Linked DNA regions of Homo sapiens: region 2 is linked to region 1. A link is a loop called in an ENCODE intact Hi-C map of the cell type or tissue named here. Cell type or tissue: heart right ventricle. All regions are shown on one strand. Each heading gives the region's core, and the rest is flanking DNA. Links, peaks and the distances in the headings are about the cores only.

Region 1 (4,395 bases), core at 83-4,082:
AGGGTCAGAATTCATTTTTTTTACCTTCAGGTCATAAAGATATTCTCCTATTTTATCTTTATTTTCTTTTATTTGACTAATTAATTTATTTGAGACATGGGGTGTCAAACTCCTGGTCTCAAGCAATCCTCTTGCCTCAGCACCCCCGCCTCAAGTAGCTGGGATTAGAGGTGCCAGCCACTGTGCCTGGCTATTTCATCTTATGAACGTTTTATTGTTCTGCTTTTCACATTTATTTTTACAGCCCACATGGAATTGATTTTTGCGAATGATATGAGAGATGATCCAATTTCATTTCCCCCTATAGATAGCCAACTCTCCTAATACCATTTATTGAGAATGCTATTTATGTATTGAAAATCTTTCCCCCATCTGCTTTGAAGTGGCACATTTGTCATAAATCAAGAATCCACGTCTGGATCTGTTTCTGGGCTTTCTGTTCTGTTCCCCGAGTCTATTTGTCCTTGTGCTAGTCATATACTGTTTTAATCACTGCAGCTTTATATGTTCTGTAATCTGGTAGAGTGAGTCCTCCCACATCGTTGCTCTTCAGATGTATCTTGGCTCTTGGCCCTTTGCTTTTCCTTATAAAGTTTAGAAATCAACTTGTCAAGTTCTACAAAAATAAACAAATGAAATAACCCATTGAGGTTTTTTATTGGGACTTAGTTGTTTAATTTCTTTCAATGAGGTGTTTGTAGCTTTTTCCAATAGAGGTCTCCTACAACTGTTGTTAGATTTCTTCCTGGACACTTGATTTTTAAAAGGAGTTGCAAATGTTATCTTTAAGATGATGACATTTCTAATGTCTATTGCTGGTATATAGAACTATAATTGTGTGTGCACGTGTGTGTGTATTTATCTAGTAACTTTGTTAATTCCATTCTTATTCTAATAATCATTTGTAGATTCTTTTAGATTTTTCTAAGTTCACCATCATATCATTTGTGAATAATGACAGATTTGTTTTTTTCCTCTCCAGTTCTCATTTTTTTTCTTGCCTTAGTGCACTGAGACCTCCATAGTAAATAGTTTTTCTTTTTTAAATAACTTTGCTTTTTGGCCAATTTGATAACTAAAATTTATTAGTTTTAATTAATTTGTTAAACAAATTAACTACTTTTTAAACAGAATCATAAAATTCAAAAAGTACCAAAAAGTTGAATACATGAAAAGTCTCTCTCCTCCTCCAGACCTCCATTGGCTTGTTAAAAATATCCCATTTCTGCTGGTCTCCTTGACCTGCTGAATCTGGAACTTTAGCCAGTGGAGCTTCACAATGTATGGGTTTTTTTGCTCCACACGTAACTGATATTTGAAGACCAATACAGTAAGTTTGCCTATGCAGAGATTAATGGGATTGTGTAACACAGTGATCCTCAATCTTGGCTGTACATTAAAACCACTGGGAGGCTTAAAAAAAATTTCTGATGCCTGTCCTGTACACTGGGCCTACTGATCTGAATCTCTGTAGGTGCTGTAGTGGGCATCTAGAGTTTTCATAGGCTCCCCAGGTGACTGGGGGAGGCAGGAAGGAGGGCTTACAAAGGGGCATGAGGAAACATTTGGGAGGGATGGGTATGTTTCCTATCTTGATTGTGGCGATGGTTTCATAAGTGTGTACATATGTCAGAACTTATCAAATTGTACACTTTACGTCTGTTCCATTTATTTTATGTCAATTTTGCATCAGTAAAGCTGTTTAAAGATAAAGCTGTTCAGGTGATTCTGATGCACAGCAATGGTTGAGAATTATTGTTGTAATAGAAAAGGCACATGACTGAAGTGGAAGTTGGATAGACTTTCATCTGTCAACAGTTGGCTGTGCGCACTTAGACAAGTAACTTCAACCCCTGTGGACCTCAGGTTCATTCTAGTTAGTGGGTTCAGTTTCTTCTCAAGTACTTTTCAGCTGGCATGTTGCTTCTTCTACTCAGTCTGGCAGTGCTGGCCAGGCTGCTGGTGCACCTCCTGGCCACACGAGGGAGCCGTGCAGCTGGCAGCCTCTGACTCTCCACTGAACACTCTTGTGAGGTGAAAATAGGCTGGTCAGGCAGGGGTCTTTCCCTTCTTCCTGTGCTGCTCCTCTTGGTGAGTGCAAGCCCCACTCCTCAACGGTCATCTTCAGCTACCCTCACTCACTGATCTCGCTGCAGGTGAGCCTTTTTTTAAGCAAAGCAAATCCATTAATTTCTGAAGGTACAGAACAAATTTATAAAAGGATTCCCACATTGCTTTGAAAATATCCTGTTCTCCCCAAGCAATTAAAATAGTACCAAATTGAAGTATATGTATGTATATATATGTATGTACACATGTAAATGTATGTATATATGTGTGTATATGCATCAATATAGATCCATATCTAGTCTATATCAGTAAGCACACTAACAATACTATTCTCCTGCCCCTATGAAAATTATCTATATAAAAGGCAGTTATGTTTGTTAGAGGTACAATTTTGATATCCTTCAGGCATTAACATTGCTTAGACGAAAAGAGGAATCAAGGTTAGCAAACGGTTTTTTTCCATGGTAATATGATGTAAAGTGCTTAAATGGGTAAATGTGTAAGAGAGAGAATGTGTGTGCGTGTGTGTGTGTTTGTGTGTGTGTGTTTACATATACTCAGGTGAACAGGTTGGCTAAATATTTTCGGAATGGAATTTATCCAGACACTCTGTGCATTAATCTCTATTTTTCTTGGACCAGACAGGGCAAAAAATCTGAATTCCCCAGAAGAGATAGACTAGAATTGATGTTACAAAATGATCTAGCTATGCCCTAAACTTTAATAAATGTATTTTAATCCAGCTCAAAAATGAAAGGCAAATGTTTATCTGAAGTATAACAATAGCGACTTTTTAAAAAGAACTCCTCCCCCACCCTAAAATATTCTAAATAATGCTTTAAAAACTTAGCTTTGAGTCACTCTTTTATTTTTGGTCTTATTGCAGTTTTCTTCCATTTTGATTCCTAAATTTCAGATTATTCTATGAGCCAGTCACAACACCTTGCGGGCATACTTTTTGCTTAAAATGCCTAGAAAGATGCCTAGATCACAACGCAAAGTGTCCATTGTGCAAAGACGGTCTTTCACAGGTAAATCAATATTTCTTTCTTGTTTGGTTTAAATCAGTATTTCTTTCTTGTTTTGTTTAGTTTATTTGGAATTGGGCACTAAGACAGTGTTCAACTGGACCCCCAGCCACGGCACTGTGGTAGGGCACATTACTCCCTCAAACCATCTATTTCTCCTGTCTTCTTTTTTTTTTTTTTTTTTTTTGACTGAGTCTCCACTCTCCCACCCAGGCTGGAGTGCAGTGGCGTGATCGCGGGTCACTGCAACCTCCGCCTCCTGGGTTCCAGCAGTTCTCCTGCCTCAGCCTCCCAAGTAGCTGGGATTACAGGCGCATGCCACCACGCTCGGCTAATTTTTGTTTTGTTTTGTTTTGTTTTGTTTTGTTTTGTTGAGACGGAGTCTCGCTCTGTCGCCCAGGCTGGAGGGCAGTGACGTGATCTCCACTCACTGCAAGCTCCGCCTCCCGGGTTCATGCCATTCTCCTGCCTCAGCCTCCCCGAGTAGCTGGGACTACAGGCGCCCGCCACCACGCCTGGCTAATTTTTTGTATTTTTAGTAGAGACGGGGTTTCACCGTGTTAACCAGGATGATCTGGATCTCCTGACCTCATGATCCACCCGCCTCGGCCTCCCAAAGTGCTGGGATTACAGGCGTGAGCCACCACGCCCGGCCTAATTTTTGTATTTTTAGTAGAAATGGGGTTTCACCATATTGGTCAGGCTGGTCTCGAACTCCTGACCTCAGGTGATCCACCCACCTCAGCCTCCCAAAGTGCTGGGATTACAGGCATGAGCCACCACGCCCAGCCTATTTCTCCTGTCTTATAGCCACTGTCCCCCTCTCCATAAAGTCCTTCAGGAAAATGAGGCAACATGCAGCTTTTTATGCAGTGTAAGTAGGGAAATTAATTTGTGTTGGAAACGAAAGTATTAAATAGATGATAAACTTGGATCCTGGTTCTAATGTCATCGTGGCACCTGATACACTGTAATCTTGAGTAAATCTTTTGTCCCCTCTAGGATTGGACTAGGTAAGCCCTGATGTTCCCTTATCATCAGTGTTTATTCTGTGGCTTGAAGATAACAGCTCCAAAGGCCCCAGAAGAACCTCACAGAACTTCAGTGTGATCCTTGTCCAACCCATCAGGAGCCACTGTACCTGGAAGCCCTAGAGCTTTTGCAGACCGCAGCCCTCTAGGACTTCCAGGTTCTCTAAAACTAATCACACAAACTCCCACCTTTGTTTTTCAAGTGAACCTGAAGGAATTTCCTACAGATAAAGAAGACCTGAGAATCTATCTTGTTTTCCCTCCCT
Region 2 (4,395 bases), core at 137-4,136, 140 kb before region 1:
TTCAGTGGAGGAAGTCACTGCAGATGAGGTGGAAATAGCAAGAGAACTAAAATTAGAAGTGAAGCCCGAAGATATGATTGAATTGCTGCAATCTCATGATAAAACTTGAACAGATGAGGTATTGCTTCTTATGGATGAGCAAAGAAAGTGGATTTTTGAGATGGAATTTACTCCTGGTGAAGATGCTGTGAACATTGTTGAAATGACAACAAAGGATTTAGAATATGACATAAACTTAGTTGATAAAGCAGTGGCAGGGTTTGAGAGGACTGACTCCAATTTTGAAAGAAGTTTCACTGTGGGTAAAATGCTATCAAATAGCATGGCATGCTATAAAGAAATCTTTTGGGCCAGGTGCAGTGGCTCATGCCTGTAATCCCAACATTTTGGGAGGCCGAGGTGGGTGGATCACGAGGTCAAGAGATTGAGACCATCCCGGCTAACATGGTGAAACCCCATCTCTATTAAAAATACAAAAAAATTAGCTGGGCATGGTGGCACATGCCTGTAGTCCCAGCTGAGGCAGGAGAATCACTTGAACCCCGGAGATGGAGGCTACAGTGAGCCAAGATTGTGCCATTGCACTCTAACTTAGTGACAGAGCAAGACTCTGTCTAAAAATAAATAAATAAATAAATAATCTTTTAGGCCAGTCGTGGTGGCTCACGCCTGTAATCCTAGCACTTTGGGAGGCTGAGACGGGCAGATTGCCTGAGCTCAGGAGTTCCAGACCAGCCTGGGCAACACAGCGAAACCCCATCTCTACTAAAATACAAAAATCGGCTGGGCGTGGTGGCGGGCGCCTGTAATCCCAGCTATTCAGGAGGCTGAGGCATGAGAATTGCATGAACCCTGGAGGCGGAAGTTGCAGAGAGCTGAGATCTTGCCACTGTACTCCAGCCTGTGAAACTCTGTCTAAAAAAAAAGAAAAGAAAGAAAGAAGGAAAGAAGAAAGAAAGAAAGAAAGAAAGAAAGAAAGAAAGAAAGAAAGAAAGAAGGAAAGAAAGAAGGAAAGAAGGAAAGAAAGAAAGAAAGAAAGAAAGAAAGAAAGAAAGAAAGAAAGAAAGAAAGAAAGAAAGAAATCTATCTTTTGGAAAGGAAGAGTCAATTGATGTGGCAAACCTCACTGTTGTCTTATTTTAAGAAATTGCCCCAGCCACCCTAACCTTCAGCAACCACCACCCTGATCAGGCAGGAGCCATCAACCTCAAGTCAAGACCTCCCACCAGCAAAAAGATTATGACTTGCTGAAGGCTCAGATGATCATTAGTATTTTTTAGCAATAAAGTATCTTAAATTAAGGCATGTTTATTGTTTTTATAGGCACAATGCTATTGCACAATTAGTACACTATAGTATAGTGTAAACATGACTTTTATATGCACTGGGAAACCAAAAAAATTGTGTGACTCACTTTATTACGATATTCACTTTATTACAGTGGTCTGGAACCCAACCCACAATACCTTCAAGGTATGCCTGTATTTCCCCTTTCTTTCCCAGTAACAAAATTTTAATTCTTCAATTTCACATTTTCCCGTCTTCCTCTTCCTATTTTGATCTCTGCTGTTGGTTGCCACTTTCTTTGCTAAGTTTCCTTTCCTTTCCCAACATCAAATCCTAAGTTTTATTCCCTTTTCTGTATATTTAATTTCAGTTATTTTGTGCGATTTCTAGCACAACTTTTAAGTAACTGAAGATATATAACTCTGAGCCAGTTAGAATCCCTTAGACTTATGTGATCCTTCCAAGGAGTTCAAAGTAATTCACCTTAAAAATTAAACTATTCCACTGTAGTACTTCATTTATCATCTCCAGATATCTGGAGACTAGGTAGGGGCGACTTTTACCCTTCCTATTTTAAGAATGGACAAATCGAGATTTCGAGATGATAAATAACTTTTCCATCATCATTATCCTGCTGGTTCTTTGATGTCCAGACCAAAGTAATGAAATGATGACCTGTGAATTCTACATTATTACCTCCTTCCTTGATTAAAAATGACACTGGGACAGGCTGAGGGAGACTGCTGTGCATTGTATGGGAGTGAATAATCTGGCAGAGGCAGAACTCTATAGTTAGGCATCCCTAAAAGGCAGGGACCCCAGCATCTAAACAATCCTCCTTTGATATCCTGTGTCTGGCTGGGCCTTTGGCATCTGGCCCAGCGCTCCCAGCAGAACCCTGTGGTAATCCTTGCCTACAGAGTATGGGGATGCAGTGAGCATTTAGCTGCCAAGAATGTTATAGACAATAGAAATAGAGAAGTTTCAAGTGTTCCTTCCTAGAGTAGCAAGTGACAGCTTAGGATGGGAGGGAGAATGGCCTTCTCTATAGCTTACCAAATGAGTTAGTGACTATGAAAGTGGTTTCTAAGTAGTAAAAATATGGAACACACGATGGTTATTGCTGTGACATTATAAATTGCCTGTGTTGTTTTTCCCCCAAGGTTTGTAAGAAGACCACAGAGATCTCAAATATTGCTACAGTCATGAGCTCAGCCTCCTGAGTAGCTGGGATTACAGGTGCCCGCCACCACATCTAGCTAATTTTTGTATTTTTAATAGAAGTAACACTTACAGTTCCCCTAGGCACAATGCAGAGATTCTCCTCTGTGGAAGTTAGAGCAAATTCCCCAGGCTAGTGTTACCCCTGCTTTGTCAGCACTTACTTCATTTTCTGAAAGAAGAATCTGGCGTGGCTTCATCTTTATTCCTAATTGTTCTTCCCAATTTTCTGTCATTCAAAGCCTTCTGAGCTCTAGGGAGTTGAGTGGAGGACAGGGGAGCTTGAGGCATGGCCTGATCCCAGGCTTATATTCCATAGTACAGCATTTATCCCCAGGTCGGGCCTCTGGCATCCTCTGCTCTCTGAAAATCTGCTCCAAATCTGGATGGAAGAAACAGTCGCAAACTCCCTCAAACACACAGAGGTAGCCTTACAGCATTAAAGGTCTGTTATTCTTCAGACATTTTCTAGTCCCTTGTTTATAACGTAGCTCTAAAGAGTCCTGTAATCTGGTTACCTAGCTGCACAGATTAGAAGCAACAGGCAGATATATTGCAGTGGGGGAGGGAGGGAAGAAGCTCAGACAAACTGATGGAGGAAGTGCCTGCTGAAGGCCTGAAACCCTGGGAGGAGGCAGGAAAACAAAATAGCATAACGTAATGAAGGATGTGATTGTGATTACCCTGAGTAAGCTGGAAAAAGGTTCAAGTGGGCTGGGGAATCTGGAAAACATGTTATATAAACATGTATATTTCACATGTCATGAAAATACTGTTTAAAATTTTTGGCATTTAAGGGATAAGGTTCCCTTATCTATACAAATCCAGTTATTTCTAAGTCTGCCATAACTCACCTAAACCAGAATTATGAGTATTTCCTATAGTGACAATATAATGCTTTTTTATAGTAAGGATTTGAAGCCCTGTTTTTGTGAGTGTGATTCAGGCATCGTGTGAGAATGTGATTGGAATGCTGAATTCATTCATTCCCTGATTTGGTACGCATATAGAAGTGTTAGCCAGGTGCGGTGGCTCACGCCTGTAATCCTAGCACTTTGGAAGGCTGAGGTGGGCAGATTGCCTGTGCTCAGGAGTTCGAGACCAGCCTGGGCAACATGGTGAAACTCCGTCTTTACTAAAATACAAAAAATTAGCTGGGTGTGGTGGCGCTCGCCTGTAGTCCCAGCTACTCAGGAGGCTGAGGCACGAGAATTGCTTGACCCTGAGAGGCAGAGAGGTTGCAGTGAGCCGAGATTGCGCCACTGCACTCCAGCCTGGGTGGCACAGCAAAACTCTGAGTCCAAAAAACAAACAAAAAAAAGTGTCACATTTCAGCCTTCATACAAGGCTCTCTCAACCGCCCTTAGACTTTTCCTCACATTTCTTTCATTGGCCCAGGAGTTGCTTTTGATCCTCCATGGAAGCCTGAGCTGTGGAAGACTGCATCTCAGGACTGGAGGTCCCAAACAGGAAGTGACTTCAATCTTCAGGAAAGTCACTGCCTGGTTGTCACCTGGATTCACGTTCAGTGTACCGATGAACTAACTAGCCCAGTGCATTTGTCACTGCTTCTGAGTCAAGCCTGGGCAGGGCACAGAGGCTGGTGTACAGATTCTACCTTGTGAACTGTCCTGCTCGCAAGGCCATAAGCTTTCTGAACAGCTGCTGTGAACTGGCAGGTGCTGGGTGGGAGGTGATGCTGGTTGTGCCAGAGCTTTCTGGTGCTGTCATATGCTTCTACAATTACCTCCCTTCTTTTGCTTGCAGATTCATAGTTTGGCCACACATCTTTGCCAGCAGGAAGGTCTGTTTTATTCACTCCTCTCACTGACCCTCCCCCCACCCCCAGTCCATGACAGAGAGTATGATTGACTTGGCTCAAAGCAA

What was found. Hi-C counts contacts between places; a loop is a spot of excess contacts. Peaks named below come from ENCODE experiments on the same cell type or tissue, not always from the same donor. Only the 100,000 strongest peaks of a DNase experiment are listed, where the experiment ranks them.
Region 2: it touches region 1 in a loop (4-fold over the local background); 6 of 110 quality-filtered maps call a loop at or near these places.

What each region holds. Positions count from the first base shown.
Region 1 is chrX:119,003,135-119,007,529 of GRCh38, forward strand. It overlaps LONRF3 (LON peptidase N-terminal domain and ring finger 3), which reads left to right. Exons shown (of 11, transcript NM_001031855.3): 6 at 2,987-3,101. Among named protein-coding and RNA genes, the nearest start is that of LONRF3, 31 kb to the left of the region's middle. In heart right ventricle, for the core only: a CTCF peak has its summit at 1,973 (motif pointing right); a DNase peak (open chromatin) is centred at 1,997.
Region 2 is chrX:118,860,132-118,864,526 of GRCh38, forward strand. The region is part of intron 6 of LINC01285 (long intergenic non-protein coding RNA 1285); the gene reads left to right. Among named protein-coding and RNA genes, the nearest start is that of LINC01285, 23 kb to the left of the region's middle. In heart right ventricle, for the core only: no CTCF peak of the experiment used is centred there; no DNase peak of the experiment used is centred there.